Regions from separate parts of the Mus musculus genome. Here regions 1 and 3 are each linked to region 2. A link is a contact called in ENCODE Hi-C or POLR2A ChIA-PET data. All regions are on one chromosome and are shown on one strand. Each heading gives the region's core, a stretch centred on a gene start or an enhancer-like site at or near the end of the contact. The rest is flanking DNA. Distances are from core to core; before and after follow the strand shown. Region 1 holds the start of Zfp78 (zinc finger protein 78). Region 2 holds the start of Zfp583 (zinc finger protein 583). Region 3 holds the start of Zfp667 (zinc finger protein 667).

Region 1 (4,029 bases), core at 1,369-3,868, 33 kb before region 2:
ACACACACTCTCACACAAACACATACATACACACATACACACACACACACACACACATACACACACACATACACATACACACACACACACACATACACACACATACACACACACACACACACACACACACACACACACATCCTAGGAACTTACATTCCAGTTACTTTCTTACACAAAAAACCCACCCACTGATATTTTTCATCCCTGTCAGTCAAATGTGCGCACACACAGGCCAGACACAGGCATACTCCAATCTTACTGTGCACACCGACATAGTTTTTCACAGCCCAGTTTCTTTCTTACACACACATATACACACATACACAAGTGTGTGCCGTGACCCTTTTCATTCAACTTCTCCAAAGAGCTTCATGCATTTGCTGATATTTGATATATTAGTATATCTGGTTCTCATTGCATGAGCTTTTTCTGAGTTTTAGAACAAACTCTGTTTACCTCAGATAGGGGACAGACCTACGTAATAATCCCACAAAAATCCAACTTGGTGGAACAACAGGTTTATTGGGCTTTTTTACAGAGCACGGGTAAAGAATTATTTATAGGAGCATGGGTAACCCCAAAACTTCTGTATCACCCCAAAGTCTCACCCTATCATAGATGACATCTTCATGAATTCTGCATTGGAGTTGTCCTTTCAGTTAACCCTCACTTCCTATATCCTCTAACATCTACCAGGAGACACTGTGACTATGGCACTCCTGTAAGAGAAAGTATTCCACTGAGGCCTGCTTAATTTCAGAGGTTTAGTTCATTATCATCAGGGTAGGGACATAGTGGCACACAGGCAGACAGACAGACAGACAGACAAAGTTCTGGGGAAGTAACTGAAAGTTCTACACCCAGAACCACAGGCATCAGGAAGAAAGAGCCACTGGGCCTGGCTTGGGCGTTTGAATCCCCAAAGCCTACCTCCAGTGACATACTTCCTCCAGTAAGGCCACACCTACCCCAACAAGACTACACCCACTCCAACAAGGCCACACCTTCTAATTCTTCTCAAGTAGTAGCCTGATGACTAAGCATTCAAGTATATGAGCCTATGAGGGCCATTCTTATTCAAACCAGCACATTTCACTCCCTGGCCCCCTTAGGCTTGTAGCCATATCATAATGCAAAAATGCACTCAGTTCAACTTCAAAGGCCTTCATAGTCTATCACAGTCTCAACACTAAAGTCCAAAGTCAAAATCTCTTCTGAGACTCATGCAATCTCATAACTGTAGCCCTGTAAAGTCAAAATTAAAAAGCAGATCACATGCTCGCAACATACAATGCCAAAGCATACACATTATTTCCAAAAGTGGGGCTGGAGAAATGACTCAGCAGTTAGGAACACTGGATGTTCCTCTAGAGGACTGGGGTTCAATTCCCAGCACCCACATGGCAGCTTACAACTGCCTGTAACTCTAGTTCCAGGAGATCCATGCCTCCAGCCATGCATTTGGTGTACATATTTGTGCATGCAGGCAAAATATCCATACAAGCAAAAATAAATAAATCTTTAAAAATAAAAACACATTCCAAAAGGGAGAGAAAGGAGCACAATAAGAAAATCAATACTGGACCAAAGAACAAAGACGGAAAACAAGCAGGGCAAACTCTAAATTCTGCATCTCTGTGTCATTCAGATCTCCGAATCCTTTCAGCTTTGCTGACTGCCACGTACTTCTCTGTCTTGGGCTGGTTCCACACTCAGGCTGCAGCTACCCCACGACTCTAGTATCTCCAACATCTTGAAGTCTCCAACACAATCCTATCTTCACTTTACCCACTTCCCTCAACGGCCTCTCAGGATTTCTATGCAGGGATACAATACTCCTGTCAGAAAGCTCTTTGAATCCTTTCCTTTTGAGTCGCTATGGACACTTCATCACGTAAGCATGGCTGTGTAAATCATTTATCTGAGTGTGGGTTGCACACGCCTGTAATTACAGCACTTGGAAGGCTGAGTTAGGAAGATCAGAGTTCCAAACTCATCCTCTACTTACATAAAGAGTTTGAGGACTGCTGGATTACATGACATTCTGTCTCGAAACATCAACAAAAGGACTGGCATCTGGTGATCAACCTCAGCTCCTGTCCTCTCCTGGATGGGGTTTGGGACTGATCCTCTAATCCCGTTTAGCGTCTGCGATGATCAGCACCGACTCTGAAACTACCTTGAGTCTTGTCAGCCATCAATCAAGAGCAGTCAACAAGGTATTTATTACTTTGGAGATTCCAAGCATTTAAGTGCTGTAATGCAGATCACTGGAAGACACACTTATCATCATACATTTCACAGTTCTCTCACAATCACAGCACTTATTTCTCTCAGACTCTGTCTCCCTCTCTCACACCGAAAACTTACAGCCCAGTTCCTTTCACACACGCACGGGCCTGGCACACCCAAGCACAGACTTAGATCCGGACGCCCAGTCGTCTGAGCTTTCGTGCCCCCTAGATTCCACGCAACCGCCTGCCTACCTCCAGACAGAAAACACAGGGACCACGAGGATCTCCCCTGCCCGCAGCGCTCGGGCTCCCACTCCCTAACAAGCGCCCGCTAGCTGCCTTACCCAGACGCTGTCAACCGAGGAACGCTGGGAGGTTTCCTACAAGCTATGTGTGCGCAAGCGCAGCCTCTGCCAGCGACGACCTAAGAGCTTAATCTGAGAAAGGTGGGGCTGAAGGGGCGTGTACTCAGCGAAGTCTGCGATGAGAAGCGGGTACTACGGAGAACAGTTTCTTAGACTGAGGGTGAAGGCAAAGCTAAGCAGAGAAGAGCAAGGGTCTCAGAAGTTTGATGTGAGGGGCTGGGCTTAGATAGGAAGGTTCCCAGAAGAAACTGGAGTAAGGGGCGGGGCTTGGTGGAGAAGGGGCGTGTTCTCAGCAGAGTCCCTGGAGAGGGCGGTACTAAGTGGGTAAGGGGCGGGAGCTTATCCGTATTAGGTGAGGGGCGGGGTTATCAAGTAGGGCGGGTTCTCAGCTCTGTGTGAGGTGAGGTGAGGGCAGGGATTAGAGGAGGGGCGGGTTCTCAGAAGAATCCGAGGTGAGGGCGGGGCTTAGCAAGAACGGTTGGTCTCCGCCTCCGGAGGTGAGGGCGGAGCTTGGAGGAGAAGGGGCGGGTTCTCAGCGGCTCGTGTGAGGGCGGTGCTAAGCATTGAAGGAGTGGGTTCTCGGCAATCTGAAGGGGCGGGGCTTAGCCAGTAGGGCGGTTCTCCTCACAGTCAGAGGTGAAGGCGGGGCTTGAAGAAGGGGCGGGTTCTCAGCAGATTCTAGAGGGCGGGACTTAGTATAGAAGGGGCGGGTTCTCAGCAAAATCTAGAGGGCGGCGGGGCTTGAGGCGAAAGAGCAGGTTTTCAGCGTAGTGCATGGTGAGCCTGGCGCTAAGCAGAAAAGGGGAGGGTTTACAGCATTCTGAGATGAGGGGCAGGGCTTAGCAAGTAGGGAGGTTCTCCCCGCAGCCCGAGGTGAGGGCGGGGCTTGAAGGAGAAGGGGCGGCTTCTCAGAGGAGTCAGAGAAAAAGGGCAGAATTTGAGGAGAAAGGCACCATTTAAGACTGTTTGCAGAACGGATTGGAGCTGTGACAGTGTGTGGCTGAGTGCGTGATTATACAGAAGGGTTGCCCAGGATTCCTAGCCGTGTCGGTTAGGGCGAGTCTTGCGCCAGCTCTTTGTTAGGCTCCCCACCCTTTCGTGAGGCTTCCCTCACACTCTTTTGTGAGCCTCCTTGATGTCACTGTCCCTTACTTAACCAAGCTCGATCTTTATTGTTAGTTTTTGAGATTATAATTTTTGTAGAGGGAGATTTGAGGTGGTTAGCCCAGACTAACCTCCGAAATGGGTAACTCTTGATCTTTCTGTATCCATTCGTTTTCTTCCAAATTGAAATCAATGGTGTGAGCCCCCACGACGCAAGGCTTGGAAGTTTGATCTTTGCGGGAAAGCTTTGCTACAATAAAAACAGCCACTATTCTACATCTGATTGTCTCCTCCCTCCCACTCATGTTGATCACCTCTGGGATCAG
Region 2 (4,371 bases), core at 634-3,133:
CTAACCTGGACCCTTGGGGTCTGCCAGAGACTGAATCAACAAACAGAGAGCGAGCTTGGGTTGGACTTAGGCCCCTGCTCATATGTAGATGAGCGGCTTGGTCTTCATGCGGGTCCCCCAACAATTTGAGCAGGGGTTGTCCCTGAGCCTGCTGCCTGCCTGCCTGTGGATCCCTACCCCTACATCCCTGACAGCCTTATCTGGCCTCAGTGGGAGAAGATGTGCCTAGTCCAGCAGTGACTTGATGGGGGGGACGGGGAATTCATACCCAGAGAAGTGGTTTCTCCTCAAAAATGGGGAAGGTGGAATTGGGGGGCGGGCAACGGACTTGCGTGAAAGGAGTACTGAGAGGAGAGAAAGGGCTGATATTGGGTTGTAAAGAGAATAAATTTAATTAAAAAAAAAGAATATTATCCAAAATAGCCCCCCAACTTCTTTTTTTTTTCTAGCAGCCCCCCCCCCCCAATGGCTGACTTAACCTAGGGCTTCAAGCATTCTAGCTAGGCAGGAGCTCTATCATTGGGTTACAGCCCTAGCGCACTTCCTCCCCAGTCTATGTTGGTTCCATAAAGATGAAGATTTTGGTCAGGCGGGGTTCATTGTTGTGTCCATTTCAGAGTCTGACATACAGAAGGCGAGTAATGAATGATGCGTGAAAAGGTAAGGCAGAGAGAAGGTAAACAAACAAGGGAGAAAGAAACCCAGCAACGTGGGCCCTGAACCAGGAGATGACCAATTTTCATCCGCTGCTCTGGACAGGGCACCGGCCAGCTAGCACTGCGCATGCGTGCTCGAGCACAGCCCCCCCACCACCACCACCACCACCACAACTACCCCCACCCCCGACTCCTCGTCTAAGAGACCGAGGAGAGCAAGCAGCTCCTGCGCAGCCTGAGTGAGTTCTGGTTCTGACGACCGGAAGGGAAGAGACAGAATTCAGCGGAGATTCTAGGACCCCCGAAAGCCGCGCCCTAAAAGGCGTTCCCAGCATGCCTTACGCCGCTCCAGTCAAGCGCAGTACTCCACCTCCCAGAGGCCCTTGCGCGGAGTCGCTCCGCAGCCGCGCCTTTGTGAGCTCTACCGGCGCCGCGAGATCGAGCCCCGGCCCCGGCCAGATCTGCCTCGGCGCCGAGTGAGAGGTGACGAGGACTGAGGAGACGCTCGGTGAGGATCAAGGTACCGCGTGGGAGAAAGTGTAGTGGGTGCAGAGTGACCGTGCGAGACCACGCCACCGTATATGAGGGGCCTATTATGATTGTAAGGTTGCAACTATGTGAGACTGAGGCGGTGACAATGTATGTGACATTATAAGACAGCACCCCATAATGGGGGGAGCCTGTGACTGTGAGTATGGAGATACATGAAACAGAGAGAGAGGCTTGTGCCAGTGTGTGATAGCGCTAGGGGATGTGTGTGGGAACATGAGTGAGTGACTGTGGCTGAGCCTGTACACTGTGTGAGACTGAGGTGGTTATCATGTGTGTGACAGTATGAGACCACCCACTTGCATGAGGGGGGCCTGTGACTGAATACTCTGTGAGACTAAAAGACTGTGACAGTGTATGTGATTGTACCGGGGAGGGATCAGCTGAGTGACAGTGTTAGACTGGATCACTGTGTATTAAGGACTTCTGACTGTGAGACTAAATACTGTGTGAGACCGAGGCTGTGACATTGTGTGTGACAGATTGTGACAATATAAGGGATCATGTGGGAGAATGTGTCTGAAGACTCATATGACAGTGAGACCCCACACCGTGTGAGGGGGTCTGGTACTGCATACACTGTGTAAGACTGAAAGGCTGTGACAGTGTGGGTGACTGCACAGTGGAGGGTGTATTATATGTGAGCACTTTGGAGTGGGGATCTGAGTGGCAGTGTCAGACCACACCTTGTGTACGAGATGCCTGTGGCTGTGAGACTGAATACTGCTTGAAACTGAGGGGTTGTGACAGCGTGTTGACTGTATATGACAGCATGTGGGAGAATGTGTTTGGAAACCTATCTGACAGGGTTGAGACCAAGCCACTTTATTGTGAAGGCCTGAGGCTTGAGACTGTGCCAAGAGTACTGTCAGGGCCTGTGACAGTTTGTGAGACTGAATGCTGGCTATGACATAGAGTGAGAGGCTGGGACAATAGGTGTAGCACTATGAGACCATGTCACAGTGTTGAAGGGCCTATGATGGTGTATGAGACTGTGAGATCCCATAAGGATGTGTGTGAATACACAAGACTATGCCACCAGGTACAAGGGGGGTCTGTGACAATGTGGAATGTGGGGATAAAGACGCCATGAGGGGCTTTGAGGCTGCATTTGGGACTATGTGATATTATTACAGCAAGACTTTTGCTACCAGCTGGGATGGAGCCTGTGACAATGTATGGGCCCGAATAACAGTGTATAGGGCTATTTCATTGCATCTAAACAGTGTAACTGTTTGAGACAGACAGTGCTGGAAAATATGTGACAGTATGAGATATCATAGGGGGGGAAGGGCGGGGGGGGGCATTTGTAGGGTATCCTGATCCTGGTCCACTGTCTTCTAGATCACATGGTCCCTTTGCTACCCACTCTGTGCAAAGTAGCTTCACTTGATGGCCTACATCTCATCCTTATGGAAAGGGTGGAGATATACTTCCTTTTAACGTCATCTATACACTATAAATTCCAGTCTAGTTTCCAGTTTGGCACAGTTATTTTCTCAACTATTGCCTTGTGTATCTTCAATGATGTAAACCTTCATGTGTGAAAGGTGGAAGATTCTAATCTAATAATGCCAGTCTTAAATTGCTCAGACATAAGTGAAAGAGATAACTTAGACATAAAATATATGTTGAGTCCCAGAACTATACAGTACATAGGAAAAGCATTGTTAAATGTAGGGATACCTCAAATGCATGTCTGTGGAGGGAGGAGAAGGACAGAGGTGTGATGCTGGGGCTGCAGGATACACCTGGAACTTACAGTTTCCTGTTTCTGTCCACTTTACTTTCTTAGGACACCTCCCTGCTCCCAGAAACACAGCCATACATTCTTGAAGCTTTAACGCCATGTCCAAGGTAAGAAGCGTTTCTTTTTCCCTGGAATGCCACCTTATTTATCAGTCAGGCTAAACCACTTTGATTTCAGAAATTCAGCTGCCTGACAAAATCTCCTCTCTCCAGTGACTTGCTCTTGTTCTCCACTGCAACACAAGAGCTAGTCCCCCAAGACTAAGCTAAGAGCACCCTTTCCCCCGGCCAGCAAGGACGCAGTTCAGCCTCGCCTGTGGGTTCAGTGCTCTTAGGAACTCACTCTAAGAGGCAAAAATACATTTTTTTTGGTGGGATTATGTAAGCTCATATTGTGGGTATTAGAGGTGTAGATGTGTGTGGTAGCTTTTCTCTACAATCTCTGGTTTGAAAGGAAATAGGAGGGCTTTTGGGGGGTCCAGAGTTTGGGCATTTGGCAGAAACTCATGTTCAAGATGATTTTCAGAAATCCGATGTATCAAATTGGGGATGGTGCTGTTTTGTTTTCCAAGACAGGGTTTTTCTATGTAGCCCTGGCTGTCCTGGAACTCGATCTGTAGACCAAGCTGGCCTTGAACTCACAGAGATCTGTCTGCCTCTGCCTCCCAGATGCGTGCACTACGACCACCTAGCTCAAACCTTGATGGCTAAAGTGCATCTAGGCTCAGGCAGCGTTTTTCTTAGTCTGTCGGGAGCTTTGAAGAGTAATTGTTTATGAGAACAGTAATTTCTTCTTTTAGAGATAATCTGTTAGTAGCAGTGCACAGCTGATATACTGGGCAATCCCGCTAATTAATTAAATTGTTATGGGGAATGTATTGACATGGTGACTTACGTAGCCCAGGCTGGGGTTCAACTCATTCCAGCTAACCCTGATTTTGAACTCCCAGTCCTCCGACCTCTACCTTGGAAGTAAGAGGAAACACTTGAGCCTGTATTTTAAAATATATGTTAATTTTATTTTATGAGTATGGGTGTTTGTTTGCATGTATGTACAACACATGCTTGTATGTACATGCATGTATGTACAACACATGCATGCAGTGCTACAGAAGATCAGTAACGGGTGTCAGGTCCCCTAGAACGAGTGACAGATGATTGTGAGCTGCCATGTAGGTGCTGGGAACTGAACCTGTGTCTACTGCCACAGCAGCCGGTGTTCTTAACTACTGAGCCATATCTCCAGCTCATTGAGCCTGTGGTTTTTTTTTTAAAGATGTATTAGTTTATTTTATGTGTATGAGTGATCTCTTTTCATACAAACCAAAGGAGGGCATCAGATCCCATTACAGATGGTTCTGGGTCACCATGAGGTTGCTGGGAATTGACTCAGGACCTCTGTGAGAGCAGCCAGTGC
Region 3 (4,190 bases), core at 380-2,879, 44 kb after region 2:
CAGTAGGGACTAAGGAAACCTCTTTACCCATGTGTCCACAGGAGTCTCCATTCTGAATTTAAGAGCAGTGCCTGTGTAGCCCTGTCGTGGAAATCTATTTGTAAACCAGGCTAGACTTGACTTCACAGAGACTCACCTTCCTCTGTCTCCCATGGGCTACTGTGTGCTAGCATTAAAGGTGTCTGGCCTGAGGCCCTTCCCACTCCCCACCACTCCTCTACTGAAGCCTTCAAGCTACCTTGATAAGGAAGACACCCAACAGGTTCCACAGGTCAGGGTAGGATGCAACTTTCCCGCAGGACCATTCTTGGGCAGACACCAAGAAGCCAGGTTGCTTGCCTAGGGATAAAAGGAGTCTGGAGGGTGTGTGCACCACTGCTCAATCCAGAACCTCTGCTAGAGGTGAAAGACGGCCAAATTCCAAATGTAGACACTAAAACTCCTTTGGAATTCACCACTACAACCCTACCTGTACACAGGCCAACAACACAACAGCAAACCTCCACCGTCAGCACTACAACAAAGGCCAGACTCTACACCGCACTCAGTATGTCCCAGGCATTGTACAAGGCATTTCACCTGTATTATTTCACAGTCCGTTTAGCCTTTCCATCAACACTCTGATGAGCGCCATTTATCCCTTTGTACAGAAGGAAAAGTCTCATCCTTAACAGGTTCAGTTTCCCAGACTAGGCCATCACATCTCCTCCTCTAGAGGAGCCCGTTGCCACGGTAACAAATGAGATGAGGCACGATCAATCACACACTGGCACACACTCACAAAGCCATTGTCATCTGATGGCTCACTGTATCTCTAGACTTTGATAAATAACTTCATCAGCCTCTCTCTCTCACACACACACAAACACACCCGCCAACACTCTCACACCAGCACAGCTAGTGACATAGAGATACTCAGAACTGTGTGCCCACACCCTTGGGCCCCTCTAGCCTGCGGTGGCCTCCTTTCCCACTAGGACCTGTACAGTCACCTGTCCCTGGGCCCCACAGGCCGAGTGCCCTCAGACTATGATAAACAGCTCCATCAGTCTATCACACTCACACACAAGTACAACCGAGATGCTCAGAACTCTGTTCCTACATCCACTAGCGGCCCCTTGTAGTGTCTTCCTTTACACAGGGCACACTGGTCACATCACGCAGTTGGTGGTATTCGCACCTGTTTCTTGGGGCTCACAGGCCTAGTCGGTCTCTCCCTCTCCCTTCCCCCCTCCCACTTCCCTTCTCCCGCGCCCCCCTTCCACTTCTCTTCTCTCGCGCACACACATATACACACGTGGAGTCTCCTGAAGGATTCTCATACTGTGTTCACCCCACAACAAACAATATACGCCAAGCATACACGAAGCTTCAGGCGTGCACCCGAATCAACTCAGATCACCAGAGCGACCCACGCAAACAGGTCTCTGTCTCTCTCTGTCTCTCTGTCACACACACACACACACACACACACACACACACACACACACACACACACACACGCTATCAATCATTCCCACTGAAGGAAGGCTCGCAGTCACCAGACCCCCTCACCTGTCTCCCTGCTGCGTCCTCCGTCTCACAGCTGCCACAGAACTGCTAGCAACAGAGCTCCCGCGCCTGCGCACTCGCCTCCCAGACCCCCAGGGATCCCTTCAGGGCCTCTCCCCGGTCCCCCCGCCCCTCCAGAAGGACGCAGGCCAGTGCGGCCCCGCCCCCAGGGCTTCCCCCGGAGCGCGGAGCCACGCCCCCTGACACGCAACTAGACGCTGCAGTCGCAGAACCCCGGAGACAGCGCGAGGCCACGCCCTCAATAATTTGGTTGGCTATTCTGCCGACCCGTGTGCGCCCTCCTACGCTAAGCGCTTTTCTAAGGGGTTCGGCCAAGCTCCCGTTAGAGTCCATTCAGCATGCGTCCTTTCCGGGATGCTTCTCCTAGCGTTCCACACCTCGGACTCACTGGGCTTCCACGCGCCTTACGCCGTGCGCAACCGCGAGCTTGTACCGCCAACCTCAGGCTTTGGCAAGAGACTAAGGATATCCACGCCCAAAAGGGTGTTTCCATCCTCGTTGTCGCCTGTCTGGAGACCTTGTGACCCTCAGAGGAGAGGACAGAGTTTCTTCTGTGGCTGTTTAGAAAGCCATGGGGGAAACGATGGGCACGTGAGAAGAGGAGCGTTCCACCTTGGAGTCTGATTGAAGACTCTCCACAGCACAATTCAACACTTATAAGGCCGTACTCCCTCCCAAACTATAAACCTGAAATTTTCTAGGAACTCAGTATAAATCTCACGTAAAGGGGAAAGGCCTGCCCTAAACCTCTTGAGCAACCCTAATGATTTCTGGTCCTACCTTATCAAATTATAACTCCATTCAAGCCACTTCCGGAGTCACTTTACATCTCACCAAGTAGAAAGAGAATAGGGGTAATACTTGAGGAAACCCTAGGCTCAGTGAAGGACAAGGAATGACTCTCGGGTCGCACAGCAATCACCAGGATAAGGGTAGACTAGACACCAGACCCTGTTATGGCATCCCTTAGCAAGAACACAGTCATTGGTGTGTGCACAAGTGAAATGCTGTCAGCTGCACAATTCAGTATACCCAACCTGCGTATAAATATAAGTGCCTAGAGAAAGGGAAGTGACTCATTTAGATCTTCAGTCAAGACAGTGATGAGCGTCAACTGTGACATCTGAATGGTCATGTGGGAAACAACGGCACTACTGAGCAAACACAGCATTTCATTTCACCGATGGGAAAACTGAGGTTCCAAGCACATTGGACCTTACCTGAGGCCCCAGAAATAGGAAGTAGGAGGGAAGCACAGAGGTTAAGTTCTACACATCATTTCTCTAAAGGGGAAACCAAGAGACTGAGAGAGCCCCAGTCCAAGAATGGGGGTACAGGGTGGGAGGCTCCAAAGAAGAAGTGTGACTCAGATTCTCACAAGTCTTTCAAAACCTCCATCTATCCAGGAGAAACTATGATGTTACTACCAAAAGAGGCAGGGAATTCGTTATCTTGGAGACCAGAAAGGGTGAGACTAAAGGTTGCATTCATTTCCCAGTGAATGAAAACTAAAATAAAATAAAAAGGGAAGAACATGACTGTTCCTAGGTATGGTAGATGAGAAGGTTTATTGTAGATAAAGGGACACATAGTCAGAGGCACGGATGTCTGAGAGAGTCCAAAGTGAACATGACCCTAAGCAATATGAGGAGAGGGAGGAGGGGAGAGAAGAGGGCTAGACCAAGAGGCCAGGAGGCTAAAGAGAGTAGGTGAAAGGACCAGGTAACCAAAATGATTGGATTGCATAGGGAAGGAGAGCTGGGGGAAGGGTGGCCCAGCCCCTGGGCTGGAGAAGTTTAGGGTAGAGGGCAGAGTATGCCTGCCAGGAGGGCCCTGTAATAGGTACAAACTGAGAAAGGCAGGTAGAACCTGGTGGCCAGGTCCCCTTTAATATCTTAAGTAGGCACTTTTGTCTGGGGCTTGAAACTTAACACCCAGGAGACCTCTTTGGACCTCAGGAACGTGCACGCCTTGCATGCTCAGACTAGCCTCTCCTGTCATACTTGCAACTGTCCAGTTGACCCAGAGGAAATAAGAAGAGGCCCCGCCTCAATACACTTATGCCACCCTGAAATGTGTCCTTTTGCCTACTGGGGGTGGAAGGATACAAGGTTGGGGAAGGGGTTTGTTGAGAAGACCAGCCACGGAGTAAAGAGTAACAACACCATGAAAAAAAATTGCATGAAAAAAGGCCAAAAAGAAACTTAGAATTTAGGCTGATGAGATAGCTTAGTGAGTAAGAGCATGGACTGCTCTTCCAAAGCAAAGTCCAGCAACCACATGGTGGCTCACAACCACCCGTAATGAGATCTGATGCATTTTTCTGGTGTGTCTGAAGACAGCTACAGTGTACTTATTTATAATAAATAAATCTTTGGGCGAGAGCGAGCCGGAGTGAGCAGAAGTCCTAAATTCAATTCTCAACAACCAAATATAGGCTCACAACCATCTGTACAGCTACAGTGTGTACTCGTATACATAAAGTAATTAAAAAAAAACTTAGAACTTGTATACTAACATAAAAAAGAATTAAAATGAAGTGAAGAAAGAAAGAAGAAAAAGAAAAAGGAAGCGAACAAATAGGCCTCTCCACCAGTCGGAATCCTGCTCTCTCTAGA

What was found. Hi-C counts contacts between places; a loop is a spot of excess contacts on that map. ChIA-PET counts read pairs that join two places held with the same protein, here RNA polymerase II (POLR2A).
Region 1: POLR2A ChIA-PET joins it to region 2 with 26 read pairs in embryonic stem cell. The contact joins the promoter of Zfp78 here to the promoter of Zfp583 in region 2. A Hi-C loop is called at or near these places in 2 of 37 maps with a recorded cell type or tissue (T-helper 2 cell and left cerebral cortex). POLR2A ChIA-PET finds 5 or more read pairs at or near these places in 3 of 5 experiments (all embryonic stem cell).
Region 3: a map of heart shows a loop between it and region 2 (5-fold over the local background). The contact joins the promoter of Zfp667 here to the promoter of Zfp583 in region 2. A Hi-C loop is called at or near these places in 11 of 37 maps with a recorded cell type or tissue (T-helper 17 cell, adrenal gland, gastrocnemius and 4 more). POLR2A ChIA-PET finds 5 or more read pairs at or near these places in 3 of 5 experiments (Patski and embryonic stem cell).

The regions. Positions count from the first base shown.
Region 1 is chr7:6,361,897-6,365,925 of GRCm38, reverse strand. It overlaps Zfp78 (zinc finger protein 78), which reads right to left and starts at 2,618. Exons shown (of 5, transcript NM_001025163.1): 1 at 2,579-2,618.
Region 2 is chr7:6,327,946-6,332,316 of GRCm38, reverse strand. Zfp583 (zinc finger protein 583) reads left to right here and starts at 1,883. Exons shown (of 5, transcript NM_001033249.3): 1 at 1,883-2,247; 2 at 3,001-3,062. The coding sequence starts at 3,054.
Region 3 is chr7:6,284,019-6,288,208 of GRCm38, reverse strand. Zfp667 (zinc finger protein 667) reads right to left here and starts at 1,629. Exons shown (of 5, transcript NM_001024928.2): 1 at 1,555-1,629.